Linked DNA regions of Homo sapiens: region 1 is linked to region 2. Evidence: read pairs that join two places in POLR2A ChIA-PET (ENCODE). Cell type or tissue: HepG2. All regions are shown on one strand.

Evidence for each region. ChIA-PET counts read pairs that join two places held together with the same protein. Peaks named below come from ENCODE experiments on the same cell type or tissue, not always from the same donor. Only the 100,000 strongest peaks of a DNase experiment are listed, where the experiment ranks them.
Region 1: POLR2A ChIA-PET joins it to region 2 with 8 read pairs; 1 of 35 experiments calls an interaction of 5 or more read pairs at or near these places.

The regions. Positions count from the first base shown.
Region 1 is chr1:42,720,081-42,722,580 of GRCh38, reverse strand. No RefSeq gene overlaps it. Among named protein-coding and RNA genes, the nearest start is that of CLDN19, 19 kb to the left of the region's middle. In HepG2, no CTCF peak of the experiment used is centred here; a DNase peak (open chromatin) is centred at 1,490.
Region 2 is chr1:42,314,244-42,316,743 of GRCh38, reverse strand. All of the region lies in intron 1 of FOXJ3 (forkhead box J3), which reads left to right. Among named protein-coding and RNA genes, the nearest start is that of FOXJ3, 20 kb to the left of the region's middle. In HepG2, a CTCF peak has its summit at 2,100; DNase peaks (open chromatin) are centred at 1,083 and 2,093; H3K4me3 peaks cover 232 bases.

The DNA of each region.
Region 1 (2,500 bases), 410 kb before region 2:
TTTTGGCTATTTCTTCAAATATTTTCTCTGCCCCTTTGTTTTTCTTTCTTTTTTTCTTGTTTTTTTTTTTTTTTTTTTTTTTTTTTTTAATGGGGGATGGAGCTTCGCTCTGTCACCCAGGCTGGAGTGCAGTGGCATTGATTCTTTTTCTTCTCCTTCTGGAGTTCTCACTATCTATTGTGGTTTGCTTGAAGGTGTCCCATAGGTCCCTTGGGCTCTGTTCACTTCTCTTCAGTTTTTTTTCTTTCTGTTCCTCAGACTTAATAACTGTCCTCTCTGCAAATTATCTGCTTTTTTTCTTCTGCCTGCTCAAGTCTGCCTTTGAATTTCTCTAGTCAATTTTTTTTCTTTTTTCTTTCTGTAGAGATGAGGTCTCTCTCCATTGCCCAGGCTGGTCTCAAACTTCTGGGCTCACATGACTCTCCTGCCTTGGTCTCTCAAAGTGCTCCAATTACAGGCATGAGCCAACATGCCCAGATGCTAGTCAGTTTTTTATTTCAGTTATTGTACTTTTCAGCTCCAGATTTTTTTTTTTTTTTTTTGAGATGGAGTTTTTGCCCTTTTTTGCTCAGGCTAGAGTGCAATGGCGCAATCTTGGCTCACCACAACCTCCGCCTCCTGCGTTTAAGTGATTCTCCTGCCTCAGCCTCCCAAGTAGCTGGGATTACAGGCATGCACCACCAGGCCCGGCTAATTTTGTATTTTTAGTAGAGACGGGGTTTCTCCATGTTGGTCAGGCTGGTCTTGAACTGCTGACCTCACTTGATCCGCCCGCCTCGGCCTCCCAAAATCCTGGGATTACAGGTGTAAGCCACGGCACCCAGCCTGTTTTTTGGTTTTCTATCTCTATTTGATATTTCCATTTTTTTCATACTTTGTTTTCTTGACTTTCTCCATGTATTTCTTTTAGTTCTTTGAGCATCTTTAAGACAGTTATTATAAAGTCTTTATCTAGTAAATCGGTTATGTGGTCTTTCTCAAGGATGGTTTTTGTTGGTTTATTTTTTCCTTTCAATGGTTCAAACTTTCCCATTTTTTTTGTATCCTTATGATCTTTTTTATTGAAAACTGAACATTTGAGTCTAATAATGTTGTTAACTCTGGAAATCAGATTCTCCCCCTTGCCCAGGGTTTGCTGGTTTTGGTTTGTTTGTATTGCTTTTGGCTGTCTGTATATCAAAGATCAGCATGAGGTTTAACTTCAGGTGTTTCCAGGTCTTTTGGCACCCTGAACTCTTCCCTGGGATGTGCAGTGACTTTCTAATTTCCCCTGTATATGCTTTTTGAGTTTTTAGTCTTTAATGTCTGGATCCCAAGAGGGGAAAAGATAATGAAAGGGGAAGGACCCAGATTATAAGAAGTCCCTTTCAATTCCCTGGAAGCCGCTTCAGCTGGAGGGGAGGGGTTTGCATAGCAGGAGAGGTACAACAGCAGCTGCTCACCTCTGTGTCTGCACCTCCTTGATCAGTGATGAGAACACAGTTAATCATTAACATTAATCAGTGATGAGAACACAGTTCCCTGATACTTGGAGGACTTGGTCTTTATTGTCCACCCTGGCTCCTGCAAACTGTTTGCAGGCTCCTCCTGGAACACATGCACAGCTTCCTGCCATGGGGTTAGGGGAGAAGGGGATAGGTAGCTGCAGCTGAGCTGGGAGTTGAAATGGATTGGAATTAACTGCAATTTCACATCCAAGCCTCCTCTGGAAGTTGCAAGACTTCAACAGACTCCAAAATAATTACATCAAACAGATTGTCAGTGTACTTATTGTCCGTGTTGTGGGGGCAGGGCAAAATGCTGTTGCTTCCTACTCATCCAGGATTTTCCCAGAATCCTCTCACCTTCTTTTTATTTTTTAATTTTTATTTATTTATCTTTTTTTGAGACAGTGTCTTGCTTTGTCGCCCAGGCTGGAGCGCAGTTGCTCCATCTCAGCTCACTGCAACCTCTGCCTCCCAGGTTCAAGCGATTCTCCTACCTCAGCCTCCCGAGTAGCTGGAACTACAGGTGTGCACCACCACGCCCAGCTAATTTTTCTATTTTTAGTAGAGATGGGTTTTCACCATGTTGGCCAGGCTGGTCTCAAACTTCTGACCTCAAGTGATCTGCCTGCCCCAGCCTCCCAAATTGCTGGGATTACAGGTGTGAGCCACCATGCCCAGCCCTCACCTTCCTACTTTTTAAATGATGCTTTTTATGATAGTCTGGGTCCTCCAAACAGTAGACCCCCTAGTGGGATTAAATATGTAAGAATTTTATTAGGGAAATATTTGTGAGAGAAAATGGAGAGGCAGCTGGGAGAGCCATCCCACAGTGATGCCAGCCTGGCCCAGGATGCTGGGTGGAAGCATCCTAGATCACTACATAAGTCTAAGGAAAGCTTGGCATGAGCATCAGGGGAGACCTTGAGGCATAGTCGGCTGTCAGTCCCATGTCTCCCAGGAAAAGGCCTGTTTTAGAATCCCTGCCACACTCAGCCATCAGCTTGGGAGCATTT
Region 2 (2,500 bases):
TTCTTACCTTTGTCTGGTGTTACACTAATGCTTTCACTCAAGCTACTGTCATAGTAACTGAGGCATTTACTGCATTTTTCCATTCTTATGAAGGAGGAAATTAAGCCTTAGGGAAGTTAACATATCCAAGGTCACACAGTAACTGTCAATAGTTGGGATTCCAGTCTTGAGTCTTCAGCTACAAGGTCATGAATGGTAGTAAGTTTTTTGTAAATTATAAAGCATTGCATTTCTGTGTAGGTGGGAGAGGGGAGAGAGCTCGTAAGTATTTCGAGCTGGGTGTGATGACTCATGCCTGTAATCCCAGTGCTTTGGGAGGCTGAGGTGAGAGGATCATTTGAGGCCAGGAGTTTGACATCAGTTTGGACAACACAGCAAGACCTTGTTTCTACAGAAAAAAAAAAAAAAAAGGCCCAATGCAGTGGTGTGCACCTGTGGTCCCAGGTACTAGGAAGGCTGAAGCAAGAGGTTTGCTTGAGCTCAGAAGTTCGAGGCTGCAGTGAGCTATCATCTGGCCACTGTACTCCAGCCTGGGCAACAAAGCAAGACTCTGTCTCTTAAAAACAAAACGAACTTATTCAGAGCTTTTTCAAAATACTTAGTTCTATTTCACTCCATGCCCCCAGATAATATGTTATTATACAACTGTTAGTGTGTTGCGATGGCTGCTTCCTAAATGTGGATAGTTTGTAACTCAGTTTAATGTACACTTGAATACTGCTTATGTTAAAAGAAATTCCATGCTTTTCTGTTGGTAATGGAATATAATACAGTAAATAGCTTGTATTGCAGCATACTCATTAGCTAATGCCTGGCTTTTAGTACTCATTCTGGTTGTGTCATTCTACTCTTTCTTGATACATATTAGTTTTCAAAAGATTTGGAGATTTATGCTGTAGGCACCAAATAAAACCATGTAAATAAATTATGGATGTAACTGAATGAGTTAATATAGTTGTTCAACTACAGTTGATGCCACAGAGATTTGTTTGTGACTTGGAGGACTTTGAAATTTCCTGACTTCAATGTGAACCTTAGCCTTCTTTTGTGAGATTTCCCTGTTGCTGTTCAGTTGCCTGGGTAGGGAGAAGACTGATATATGTTTGTTCTTTCAGTCAACAAGGCTAGGGTTCAGGACGTCATTTAAGGACGGTAATCTAGAGGAAAAATGAATAACACTGGAACTAAAGCATTGAAGCTAGAGCAGATTGGAAAGATAACTAGAAGTTAGAATTTGATAGTAAATGGTAACTTATTGGAGGTACTAAGGGTGTTGGTGTTTGGACAGTTTAGTATGAGATCATTTTCCCTTGCCTGAGTTTTGAGCTGATTGAGAAATAAGAACCTACAGATGAAGAAGCAAGACAGTACCTTTAAAAAAATTAGCTTTTTATTCAGGTAAAAATCACATACTGTGAAGTTCACCATTTTAAAGTGTACAATTCAGTAGTTTTTAATGTATTCACAAAGTTGTGCAACCATTACCACTATCAATTAGGCCATTTTCATCACTCTAAAAAGAAACCTCCTAGCAGTCACTTCCCATCTGCAATCTTCCTCTCTTCCCCCATCTCCTGGCAACCACCAATCTACTTTTCATTTCTATAGATTTGCCAGTTCTGGACATTTCGTATAAATGGAATCATACAGCATGTGGTCTTTTGTGTCGTTTTCACTTAGCATGAGGCTTTCAAGGTTCATTTATGTGGTAGCATGTAAAAGTACTTCATTCCTTTTTATGGCTGAATAAAGTTGCATTGTATATTTTATGGCTGTTACTTAGATAAACCATACTTTGTTTATCTGTTCATTAGTTGACAAACATTTGGGTTATTTTCACTTACTGGCTTTATGAGTAGTGCTGCACATTTGTGTGCAAATGATCATTTGTGTGCATGTTTTTGTAGGAACATTTAAATTCTCTTGGAGATGTATATGCTTATAATTGCTGGGTTTTATGGTAACTCTGTGTTTAACTTTCAAAGGAGTTGCCTTTGTTTTTGATAAAACCTATATTGTAGAACGTGACTTAGGTTTAAGAGCCAAATGAGTTGGCTGACTTTCTGCAGCCCCTCATGCCCATCTGTCAGTGGGACAGTGCACCCTAGAGGATGTTTGGGTCAGCAGAGCAGACACACTCAGATCATTGCCTTGTAGAATCCTGGATGGAGAGTGAAAAGAAAGAGACTGAGGGCTGGGCGTGGTGCCTCACGCCTGTAATCCCAGCACTTTGGGATCCTAACCGAGGCAGGTGGATCACCTGAGGTCAGCAGTTCAAGACCAGCCTGACCAACATGGTGAAACCCCCTCTACTAAATACAGAAAAGTAGCCAGACATGGTGGTGCATGCCTGTAATCCTATCTACTTGAGAGGCTGAGACAGGAGAATTGGTTGAACCCAGGAGGCAGAGGTTGCAGTGAGCCGAGTTGGCGCCATTGCCCTCCAGCCTGGGCAGCAAGAGTGAAAACTCCGTCTCAGAAAAATAAAAAGATTCTGAGT